Regions from separate parts of the Homo sapiens genome. Here region 1 is linked to region 2. Evidence: chromatin contacts called from ENCODE Hi-C or POLR2A ChIA-PET data. All regions are on one chromosome and are shown on one strand. The core of a region is the stretch at or near the end of the contact, and the rest is flanking DNA. Distances in the headings are between cores, read along the strand shown.

What was found. A loop is a pair of places that touch in the nucleus more often than their neighbours do. ChIA-PET counts read pairs that join two places held with the same protein, here RNA polymerase II (POLR2A). Pooled maps may share reads with other maps.
Region 1: a loop to region 2 is called in a map of naive thymus-derived CD4-positive, alpha-beta T cell, with 6 times the contacts of the local background. The contact joins the promoter of PPAN-P2RY11 here to the promoter of ZNF414 in region 2. A Hi-C loop is called at or near these places in 1 of 168 maps with a recorded cell type or tissue (naive thymus-derived CD4-positive, alpha-beta T cell) and 6 of 50 pooled maps. POLR2A ChIA-PET finds 5 or more read pairs at or near these places in 1 of 52 experiments (PC-9).

Annotation. Positions count from the first base shown.
Region 1 is chr19:10,103,925-10,109,403 of GRCh38, reverse strand. PPAN-P2RY11 (PPAN-P2RY11 readthrough) reads right to left here and starts at 3,042. Exons shown (of 13, transcript NM_001198690.2): 1 at 2,992-3,042; 2 at 2,733-2,903; 3 at 1,798-1,899; 4 at 1,550-1,600; 5 at 1,270-1,440. The coding sequence starts at 3,009. It overlaps PPAN (peter pan homolog), which reads right to left and starts at 3,042. Exons shown (of 12, transcript NM_020230.7): 1 at 2,992-3,042; 2 at 2,733-2,903; 3 at 1,798-1,899; 4 at 1,550-1,600; 5 at 1,270-1,440. The coding sequence starts at 3,009. It overlaps SNORD105 (small nucleolar RNA, C/D box 105), which reads right to left and starts at 1,753; the gene lies at 1,669-1,753. It also overlaps a transcript of ANGPTL6 not described here. RefSeq lists enhancers at 830-1,473, 3,116-3,165, 2,762-3,405 and a silencer at 2,846-2,895.
Region 2 is chr19:8,509,685-8,515,500 of GRCh38, reverse strand. It overlaps ZNF414 (zinc finger protein 414), which reads left to right and starts at 1,334. Exons shown (of 8, transcript NM_001146175.2): 1 at 1,334-1,457; 2 at 2,160-2,472; 3 at 2,790-2,897; 4 at 3,009-3,114; 5 at 3,541-3,884; 6 at 3,965-4,015; 7 at 4,477-4,650; 8 at 4,737-5,816. The coding sequence starts at 1,455. The coding sequence ends at 4,810. RefSeq lists a silencer at 1,324-1,633 and an enhancer at 3,212-4,102.

The DNA.
Region 1 (5,479 bases), core at 1,793-4,292, 1.6 Mb before region 2:
AAAAGTAGATGGAAAAATGAGTTGGATGTGGTGGTGCACGCCTGTAGTCTCAGCTACTCGGGAAGCGGAGGCTGCAGGATTGCTTGTGCCCAGGAGTTCAAGACCAACGTACGGAGACCCCGTCTCTTAAAAAAAAAGTAAAGAAGGCCGGGCACGGTGGCTCACGCCTGTAATCCCAGCACTTTGGGAGGCCGAGGCGGGCAGCTCACGAGGTCAGATCAAGACCACCCTGGCTAACACGGTGAAATCCTGTCTCTACTAAAAATACAAAAAATTAGCCGGGGTGTGGTGGCGGGCACCTGTAGTCCCAGCTACTCGGGAGGCTGAGGCAGGAGAATGGCGTGAACCTGGGAGGCGGAGCTTGCAATGAGATGAGATTGTGCCACCGCACTCCAGCCTGGGAGACAGAGCAAGACTCCGTCTCAAAAAAAAAAAAAAAAGGTAAACAAGAAATTCTGGTCCCAGAGCCGTATTAGCCTCCCTGATGACTGATATCTTATATATAATTTATAAGTCCCATCTGAGAGTCACTAGTGACAAGGATTAGGAGCTAGGACTCAGGAGCCAGATGAAATTAAAAATCCAGTCCTGCCCCCTGGAATCTAAACTTAGCATCTCTGCCAGCCTCAGATTTGCTTTTTTTTTTTTTTTTGAGACAGTGTCTCGCTTTGTCACCCAGGATGGAGTAGAGTGGCGTGAACACAACTCACTGCAGCCTTGACCTCCTGGGCTCAGGTGATCCTCCCACCTCAGCCTCCCCAGTAGCTGGTACTACAGGCATGCACCGCCACACCGGGCTTTTTAAAAATCTACTTTTTGTAGACATGGGGTCTCGCTATGTTGCACAGGCTGATCTCAAAGTCTTGGCTTCAAGCGATCCTCCCACCTCGCCCTCCCAAAGTACTGGGATTACAGGCCGAAGCCATAGCACTGGGCCCGCAGCTTCCCTCTGTAAAACAGGGCCCTAAGAAGAGATGCTACGATCCTGCTCAGCCCAGCACTCAACACACGTGGGAAACAGAGCTCCATCAGTATTTCTTTCCACCGGCTGGAAAAGGTGCAGCTCACGGGGTGTGGACCGCTGGGGGAATCTCTGGACACTTTTGCCCAGCATCATCAGACACAGGAGTGGGATTTGACCTCAGGACTCAGCAGACCCAGGAGCTCCCAGTCTCAGCGCTGGGAGGAGTGAGCAATCCATCTGAGGGCCTGTGGCACCTCTATCCGCTGCACCCCCCCATACCTGCCACCTCGCCAGGCCAGACCCACCTTGTGCACGTTGATGGAGGGGAACAGGTTCTGGAACATGGTGGCCATGAGCTTCACATGCATACCATGGGGGCCAAAGCTGTTGAGTACCAGGAGGGGTGGGTGGGCAAACTGCTGCTCGTGCATGCGGTGCCGGCGCAGTGAGGAGACCACATCACGCACCAGCGAGTACTGTAGGACAGGAGAGAGGAGGGGGTGACCACCAACCACACATGGCTGCGGACAACCCCAAGTCCAGCTCCCACCCCACATGGCTTTGTACCACCTCCACCCCTCTCACCTTCTTGACCTGGAAGGTCAAGGTGGGGCCTCCTGGGAGGCGCATCAGCTTCTGCAGGAGAAGAAAAGATCAGTGACTCTGGAGGGGTCTAGCAGAGGTGCCCGGAGTAGGCACCTTTGCCCCATCTCTTCTTCAGAGCGTTTACTTTGAAGCCAGAAATCACAGCAGCTCAGAGGCATATGTGTTCATCATGAGAGATAGGGGAAGGGGGGGTCTGGGGGAGATGAAGGGTGAGGGCGTCTACTCACAAAGTAGACATTGGTCTCTGTTTTGCTCAGGATCAGAAAGTGTGTGACCCCGAGGGGCCCAGCCACTGCCACGCAGTCCTTCAGCGAGTTCTTCTTACGAACCTGGAAATGACAAAAAGAAAAAAAGAAAACATAGCTTATCCCTTGTTGTGACAACTATAAGCTGACGGTGCAGATCCTGTTATGGTCTGTCTTGCATCTGACCCTTTCAACAAGCCCAGAGGAGCAAAAGGATCTTAGCCTTTAGAGTCAGTCGGACGCAGATTTGAGTTCTAACTCTGTCTCTTGCTCACAGCGCATCTTCCCATTGACAAATGAGCGAACTCAGGCCCAGAGAGGTTAAGTAACTTGCATCAGATACTGGGGAGAAGTCAGTTTCCAACCCTGCTTTGCTGCCTCCAGATTCTAGTCTTTTTTTTTCTAACACGGTCTCCTCCGGTCGCCCAGACTGGAGTGAAGTGGCACGATCCCGATTCACTACAGCCTTAATTTCCTGGGCTCAAGGAATCCTCCCACCTCAGCCTCCCGAGTAGCCGGGACTACAGGCACGCAACACCATATCCGACTAATTTTTCTATTTTTTGTAAAGACGGGGTTTCACCATGCTGCTCAGGCTGGTCTCGAATTCCTGGGCTCAAGTGATCCTCCCGCATCAGCATCCCCAAATGCTGGGAATACAGGCATGAGCCACCACGCCCGGCTCCAGATTCCAGTCTTAACTGTCAGGCTTAGGCGACTATCTATCTCCCAAGCTGCGCGCCCTCACTCCAGCCCAGCAAAAGCCCTGAAAGGCAGAAATGATGCTCCCCATGAGGGTCTTTTTTTCCAGCTGGGGAGACTTAAGTCCTCCCACAGTTTTACAGCGGGAGCCATTACTGCAGCTACGAAGACTAGGCCGAGGGTGGGTGGAGGCGGGCTGGGGGTGGGGTACAAACCTGCAGACGGCTGGCAGTGAGCGGCTCCATGACCCGCCGCACGTCCAGGCTGAGCTGCCGGATGTTGCGACCCGTGCAGCCTCGCGTGAACACGAACGAGTGCGGGTTCGCGGCATAGGCCTCGAGGTTGCGGAGCTGCGCCTGGGCGCGGGCGCGCTTCTGGTGCCGGGACTGCGGCGACGAGAGACAAAGGGTCAGCGCCGCGACCTCGGCCGGGACCCCACCTGCGCCACCTGCCTCCCAAGCTGCCGGGCCTTACCCTCCCTGACTGTCCCATGCTGCTGTGTCCTCCACGAGGCCTCCTGCGTCCGCCGCTTCCGGCGCTGCGCAGCTCACTTCCGGCGCCTGAGAGCCGGCACGGCGTGGGACGACATCAGGCGGGCCTGCGCACTAGGTGGCCTCTGGGAGCGGGGAGGGGCAATCAGATGGAGCGGTTGCTATGGAGACACGGGTGCCTGTTTCTAGGGAGACCGGGGCGGGGCTACGCGGCTCCGGGCTGCAGAGAAACGAATCCGCCGGTTCGAATCCCGCTTCGGCCCATTTCCTCCAGCTGGGCTAAAACCACTTTCTGCATTCCGAGGCTCCTAAAATATCCCAAAGTAAGGCTGATAATGTCCCCCGGGCCCACGAATTAGGAGCGACCATGTATGCACAATGTTGGGCGCTCTGGCGCCAAGTACTTGGGGAGAAGCCACCGGAGGGAATGACTGTGGCAATCATTCACTTTAGTCTCGCAACTCCTCTGGGCCAGCTGTCCTCCCCGGGTACCCCTGTCTGCAGACAGGCTGAGGGATGGAAACTCCACATCACCTTCTGGAAACTCAGGGCAAGGCGGGCGTTTCGTGAATAACTCGCCCCCTCCTTCTTTCCGCTCAAAGCCTCAGTCTTGGCCTCAGGCCTCTGGCTTCTTCCCCAAAACCTTGCAGTGGGGGAAAGGGACACCCCCTCACTGGGCTGAACATTACTCTCTCCTCCCCCATCGGCCTCCTCTCCCTCCTTGCTCTCTCTGGCACCCCAATTCTTCCTCCTCTCCCCCAGATGTGTCTCCCCTCCCCCTCGTCTTCCCCCTGTCTCTTTCTCCCTCTTGTAACTTTGTCTCTGTCATCAGTTGTCTCTTTCATCATTTATAACTGAAGATGGAAACTAAAGAAGTTTCCTTTCTCTGTGTCTGGCCCCATCCCTGTTTCTTTCTTCTCATCTGCCTCCCTGTGGTCTCTCCCCATCTTCCCATCTCTCTCTGTCTCTCCCCATCTCCCCGTCTCTCCCTTTCTCTGCCATCTCCCTATGTCTCTCCCATCTCCCTATGCCTCTCCCATCTCCATCTGTCTGACTCTCTGTATTCTTCAGCCCCTCTCTGTGACTTATGAAGTTCCCTCCCTCTCTACTGCCAATGGGGAAGCCAGAGGGGGCTGAGGGTGGGGGGCCGAGGGGCCCAGTGTGGGGGCCCCAACCCAGGCCCAGAGCCCAGCCTGGCAGCCTCTCTCAGATCTGGGACGACCATTTCCTTTTTCAACCCTGGAGTCCACTCGAGTTACTCGGGAGCTCAGGATGGTGCAGACCAGGGGAAGGAGGTGACTCTCCCGGCGTGTGGCTGGTCGTCGGTGGGGCCTTTGGACAGGTCTCAGACCCTGGGCCTGGGCTCTGTGGGGCTCTATGTGAGTTTCTTTGTACCCCTGGGAAATGACTGCATGGTTACTTCCCCCAGTTCCGTCCTCGTGTGATTTGACTTGTGTGAAAATGTGACCGAGTGTGTGGGAGACAGACGGTGACCTCTGTGGTGCGGTGGATAGGTTTCCGGGTGTCAACTGTGTGTACCTGTTTTGTATCTGTGCACTACTGTGTGATCACAAGAACCAGGATGTGGACAAGCCTGACACACAGATAAAGACCCACTCAGCCCACCCCATTTCCCTTTAAGTTGTGATGTGTGTGTGACCATATTTGGAACATACAGTTGTTGCCTGAAACTGTTATGTTTCCAGCTGTGTCTTTTTAAAAATTTTTTTTAATCAATGAGATATCCTTTATTTATGAAAGCATAGTTCCAATGCAGAAGTCAAGCTTTATGGTTATATATTAGGATAGGTTCAGATCCAATATGACAATGTTTAGCACTAACTTTAACATGTTAAAGCTCTGATTCCTGAATGTTTTTCTCACTTAATATATTCTCTCCAATGACAAGCTGGTGTGCTTGGCTTCTTATGCTGAAAAATATATGCCTGAATTCTATAACAAGCTATTAACAAAATCATGAATAGTTAATTAAATAAGTGCCAACACTACATGGAACTTACTGGCCACCAACTCAGAACCATAAAACTACACACACACACACACACACACACACACACCACACACACAAACAAAACAAAAAAAACACCAAAGAAAGATAGCTATCACTGTACATATGAATACTGTCCAGGATATCAGATCAATTATCAAATCCAAGGTCTCTGGTGTTTTGTCTCACAGTGTTGAATATATGAATGCTTCTCTATTATACTGACTTGTATTATTTTCAACAAATAATTATGTGGACTCAAAATCTTACATTTTTATTTCTTTTCTTTTTTTTTTTTTTTTTTTTGAGACAGAGTCTTACTCTGTCGCCCAGGCTGGAGTGCAGTGGCTCACTGCAACCTCCGCCCCCCGGGTTCAAGCGATTCTCCTGCCTCAGCCTCCTGAGTAGCTGGGATTACAGGCATGGGCCACCACACCCGGCAAATTTTTGTATTTTTAGTAGA
Region 2 (5,816 bases), core at 85-2,584:
CCCTGCGTGACCTGCCGCGCACCATATTCGCTTTCTGACCTCCACACCCCGCCTCCACTCTGCTCCAGTGGTGCCCTGGCCACCTCGCTGCTCTTTGACCAAAATAAGCCCGTCCTGCCCCACTCCAGGACATCACCACCAGCTATCCGGTAGAGCCCCCTGCTCCTCGGGCTTTCCACCAGCTCACTCCTTGATCATCTGGAGACAGCTCCGAAGTCACCTCCTCAGAGTGGCTTCCCTGACCCATCACTTCGACATTTCATTGTTTCCTTCATTGCTCTGAATAGGACAAAAGATTGTTTTTGCACTTGTTGATTTACTATTTCCCCATTTTTATTTAACTTTTAGAGATGGGGGTCTCGCTTTTTCGACCAGGCAGGAGTGCAGTGGTGCCATCACGCTCACTGCAGCCTCGACGTCCCTGGCTCGAGCGATGCTGTTTCCCCATTTTAAAATGTGAGTGCAAGGGGAGGCGAGGTGGCTCACGCCTGCAATCCTAACATTTGGGAGGCCAAGGCGGGAGGATCGCTTGAGCCCAGGAGTTTGAGACCGGCCTGGGCAACACACAGAGAGACCCTGTCTCTAAAAAGAATTTAAAAATTAGCTGGGCATGGTGGCACACGCCAGTAATCCCAGCTACTCGGGAGGCTGAGATGGGAGGATCGCCTGAACCCAGGAGGTCAAGGCTGTAGCGAGCTATGATCGCATCACTGCACTCCAGCCTGGGCGACAGAGCAAGACCCTGTCTCAACACTATAAAAAATAAAGAACTGGCCGGGCGCGGTGGCTCACGCCTGTAATCCCAGTACTTTGGGAGGCCGAGGCGGGTGGATCACCTGAGGTCAGGAGGTGACGACCAGCCTGGACAACATGGTAAAACCCAGTCTCTACTAAAAATACAAAAAATTAGCCAGACGTGGTGGTGGGCGCCCGTAATCCCAGCCACTTGGGAGGCTGAGGCAGAAGAATCGCTTGAACCCAGGAGGCGGAGGTTGCAGTGAGCCGAGATCGCGCCATTAAACTCCAGCCTGAGCAACAAGAGCGAAACTCTGTCTCAAAAAAAAATAAAAAATATAAAGAAAGAACTGCTGTTTATCGCCTGTCCAGGGCTGATCTTGGGACAAGACTAGAGGGATGAAGGTGCCCACTTTGAAGACTAGGACAGCGAGGTCATCCCGGATCTCCGTGCACGGAGTCTGCTGAAGTGCGCGCTGACTGCCCGGGGATAGATAGCAAGATTGCACCAGCGTCCGACCTGAGCTCCAGGGTGACTCTGCCCTCAGGCCCCGCCCCCTCTCCGAGCGCCCTGCGCAGGCCCCGCCCCCAGTCTCGCGAGAGCTGAGAGGTGGAAAATGGCGCTGACGTGAGCGCGAACTCGCACTGCCCAGAGGGTGGCCGCCGCCTAAGCTGCAGCCGCCGGAGCCGCAGAAACAAGAGGCCGAGCCGTGTCGAAGATGGTGAGCGCGGCACCGGGGTCGCGGGCGCGGCGGAGCTGCGGGGACTGGCGGGGAGCGGCCCTGTCGCGCCTACAGCCTCCGGCCGACCCCGCCCCCACATCCGGGCACCCGTCCGCCGCTGGCTGTCACTCGGAGAGCGCCCTACTTCCGGGCCCGGCCCGGAATGGACCACGCCCGTCAGGCTAGGACTCCGCCCCTAAACTTCTTACATCCGGGCCCCCAGCACCTCCAAGATTGTCCACACTGCTCGAGGCCGGCCGGTCTCGGTCCTCAGACAATCCATGTCTAGCTCCTCTAGCATCTTCCCAGTCCATGCCTGCCCATAGCCCCGCCTCCGTAGCCTTGGCCCCGCCCACTCCCTCTAGGCCACGCTTGTGTGCATACTGGGGCTCCCACCTATCCTAGTTGAGGAGAGCAGATGTTTCTCCCGTATGCATAAGGAGCTCAATCCGGGCCAGTGCAGTGGCTGACGACTCTAATCCCAGCACTTTGGGAGGCTGAGGCAGGAGGATCACTTGAGACCAGGGGTTCAAGACCAGTGAGGGCAACATGGCGAGACCCCATCTTTATAAAAAGAAAAAAAGAGCTTAGTCCACCCTTACGTATTCCCCTATCCTCTCCTGCTGGTGATTCCTTAGGATGGGGGCCGACTGGGTTGACCCAGAGCCCAGAAGGGTTCTCTCCGCCTCTTCCTTCCACCAGGAGGAGAAACCCTCAGGGCCCATCCCAGACATGCTGGCCACTGCAGAGCCCAGCTCCAGTGAGACCGACAAGGAGGTGTTGTCCCCGGCTGTGCCAGCTGCAGCCCCTTCCTCCTCCATGTCGGAGGAGCCAGGCCCTGAGCAGGCAGCCACACCGCCAGTGTGGGAACGTGGAGGGGCTGGAGGGATGCAGCAGGGCTCCTCCCCAGCCCCAGACAGCTGCCAGCCTGGCCCCGGACCCAGCCCTGGCCTGACCAGCATAGTCTCCGGGACCAGCGAGGACCTGCGGCCTCCCAGACGACGCCCACCTCCAGGTGATCTGTGATGGGGTCTTCTGGGGAATCACAGTCCCTGAAACAATAGAAGCGAGACGTAGAGAATCTCTAACCTCAGGGCCTTTCTAGAGGGATGCCACTCATCATTTTACGGAGCAGCCGGTGGATGCCAGGCTGTGGCTCCAATGGTGAGCCTGGCCAGTCCAGCCCCTGCACTGTGGCAGACCAGTCTGTTGTGGTAGGCAGAGAGTAAAGGCCCCAGCACATCATATTTGCTTCTCTGGGGCAGAACCCTGGGGTCAGGGACAGCACTAGTGAGGAAGGGACCAGTGACCACTGTTCTGTGCGTCCTGCAGGGAAGCAAATCCCTTGCTCCAGCCCTGGCTGCTGCCTCAGTTTTCCCAGCGTCCGTGACCTGGCACAGCATCTGCGAACCCACTGCCCGCCCACACAGTCCCTGGAAGGTAGGGCCAGGACTGGTAATGGGGAGGCAGGTTAGGGTGGGAAACAGGCGGAGCCCCTCGGAGCCAGCCTTGGCCACCTGTCTCCACTTCTCTGTCCTTCATCCCTACCAGGCAAGCTCTTCCGCTGCTCAGCCCTGAGCTGCACCGAGACCTTCCCCAGCATGCAGGAGCTGGTGGCTCACAGCAAACTGCACTACAAACCCAATCGCTACTTCAAGTGAGACCCTGACCTCTTGAGCTCCGCCCTGCCCTAGCCTCACCCTATGTGTGGGCTCCAGGCCTTCCTCCCTTCCTGGTCAGGGTGTTGGAGGGCGGGACTTGATGTGGGTGGGCCTTTGGGGAAGCCCCGCCCTCAACTCCCTGGATGGGGCGGGGCATACGTGGGCGTGGCCCCACCCAGCCAGGCTTTACCTCCCAAGTGGAAAACCGGCCGCCTAACTTAAAATTGAGACTTCTTTCCGGGTTTCCCCAGGTTCCCACCCGAAGTGGTCAGGAAGGGTCGCTGCCACAGTTGTACAGGAGCGGGGAGGTGATTAGTGCCCAGGCTCCGTTCCCACGCTCGAAGGGCGGGTGGCATTGCACAGGACACTCTCCCTGGTGCCCCTGGAGGCCCAGCCCAGCCCAGCCCTCTGCCCACCTCCAGGTGTGAGAACTGCCTCCTGCGCTTCCGCACGCACCGCTCGCTCTTCAAGCACCTGCATGTTTGCGCGGAGCATGCGCAGAGCCCAGCCCCGCCGCCACCCCCGGCCCTGGACCGAGAGCCGCCCGCGCCGGAGCGCCCCCCGGAGGTTGACCCCGCATCAGCGCCGGGCCTGCCGTTCCCGCTGCTGGAACCCTTCACGACCCCCGCCCCTGCCCCCACCGGACCGTTCCTGCCCTACTTGAACCCTGCGCCCTTTGGCCTAAGCCCCCCGCGCCTGCGCCCCTTCCTGGCCGCTGCACCCGGGCCGCCGGCTTCCAGCGCCGCCGTCTGGAAAAAGAGCCAAGGTGAGTGTGGGGTCGGGGGCCTCCAGGAGGGCTGGCTGGGCTCGCCCTGACTCTGAACTTGACCCGCCCCTTTACCGCAGGTGCTGGCAGCAGCCCCCGAAGACCCCAGGGCGGCTCCGACGCGCCCTCAGGTGCGTGCAGGTGACCACCAGGGAGGGGTGGAGGGGCTTTCTTTCCTGCGCCCTGCGGGGTCTGGTGGATACCAGGAGGCAGCAGTGCTCATCCCCTTCCCAGGGGGCACAAATGCCACCGTCCCGAAATACAGGATTTTTGCCTTAAAAATGACTGGCACCTGCGCCTTCATCTGCGCCGGCGTTCCCGTATAAACCTTGCGCCCCTTTCACCGTTCACCTCGGAGCGGGCTTCTCCCCAACAGTGAATCTGGGGATGATAGTAGGGGACGCGGAGAAGCCAAGTTGGGTGCCCCCAACTCTAGGGGCAGACAGACCCGGGAGAAACTGAACTAGGCGCCCGGAAGCTGATGGGGGGCGGGAAAAAGTCCCACCCACCCTCGCCGGCGTCCTCCATCCTTGGCGCACGGGTCTTCTGGGCTGGGGGAGCCCGGGACTGACGGGGTCCCGCCTGCCCGCAGGGCACGCGGCCCCGAGCCGCATCGTGTGGGAGCACACACGCGGCCGCTACTCGTGCATGCAGTGCGCCTTCTCCACGGCCTCGCGGCCCGCCATGACCCTGCACCTGGAGGACCACCGCCCCGGCGCCCCCGCGGCCCCCGCGGCCGGGCCGCCGCGCCCCGACGCCCCCGCGGGTAAGGCCGAGGAATGCGCGGGTGGAGAGGGGGGCGGGGGCCCAAGGCGCTGAGGCTCAGGCGCCCCCCTCCTCTGCCCCACCCAGATCCGGCCCCGCTTGCACCCAAGGTGTCGCCGCTGCTGTCAGAGGGGGAGCTTCCAGTGTTCTCGCAGCTCTGAATCCCGCCGCTTTGGGGGTGGGCCATGGGATGTGGGTAGTTTTGTCATTTGGAGGGGGCTGCAGGGAAGGGGGGCTGGGGTGGACAATAAAGAAGGCGCCATGAGCCAGCCTATGCTGTGTTCCCATCCCTTGTCCATCCAAAGCATAGTGGGCTCGAGCCCAGCAGTCATGGATTGATCACATCTTGGGAGGACCACCTGGGTCCACAGGTGCAGGCCTCACAGCCCACCTGTGTCCTGTCTTCCCATCACCCCAATCCTGGGACCCAGGTCCCCACCTCCAGCTGTGGTTGAGGTCCCCAGTACCCACTGTGGCAGCGTTCTCCCTTGTCCAGAAACCAAATGGGATGGGGACTCTCCAGTTTTCTTTTTTTTTTTTTTTCTTTTTTTTTTTTTCTTTTTTGAGACAGTCTTGCTCTGTCTCCCAGGCCGGAGTGCAGTGGCACAATCTCCTCTCACTGCAAGCTCCACCTCCTGGGTTCACGCCATTCTCCTGCTTCAGCCTCCCAAGTAGCTGGGATTACAGGTGCCCACCACTATGCCCGGCTAATTTTTTGTATTTTTAATAGAGATGGAGTTTCACCGCGTTAGCCAGGATGGTCTCGATCTCCTGACCTCATGATCCGCCCGCCTTAGACTCCCAAAGTGCTGGAATTACAGGCGTGAGCCACCACGCCCGGTCTCCAGTTTTCTTTTAAGAAGTCCCGGCCGGGCACAGTGGCTCACGCCTGTAATCCCAGCACTTTGGGAGGCTGGGGCAGGTGGAGCACCTGAGGTCAGGAGTTCGAGACCAGCCTGACTTACATGGTAAAACCCCATCTCTACTAAACACAAAAAATTAGCCAGGTGTGGTGGCGCACACCTGTAGTCCCAGCTACTTGGGAGGCTGAGGCAGGAGAATCACTTGAACCTGGGAGGTGGAAGTTGCAGTGAGCTGAGATTGTGCTATTGCACTCCAGTCTGGGCAATACGAGTGGAACTCCATCTCAAAAATAAAGAAAATTAA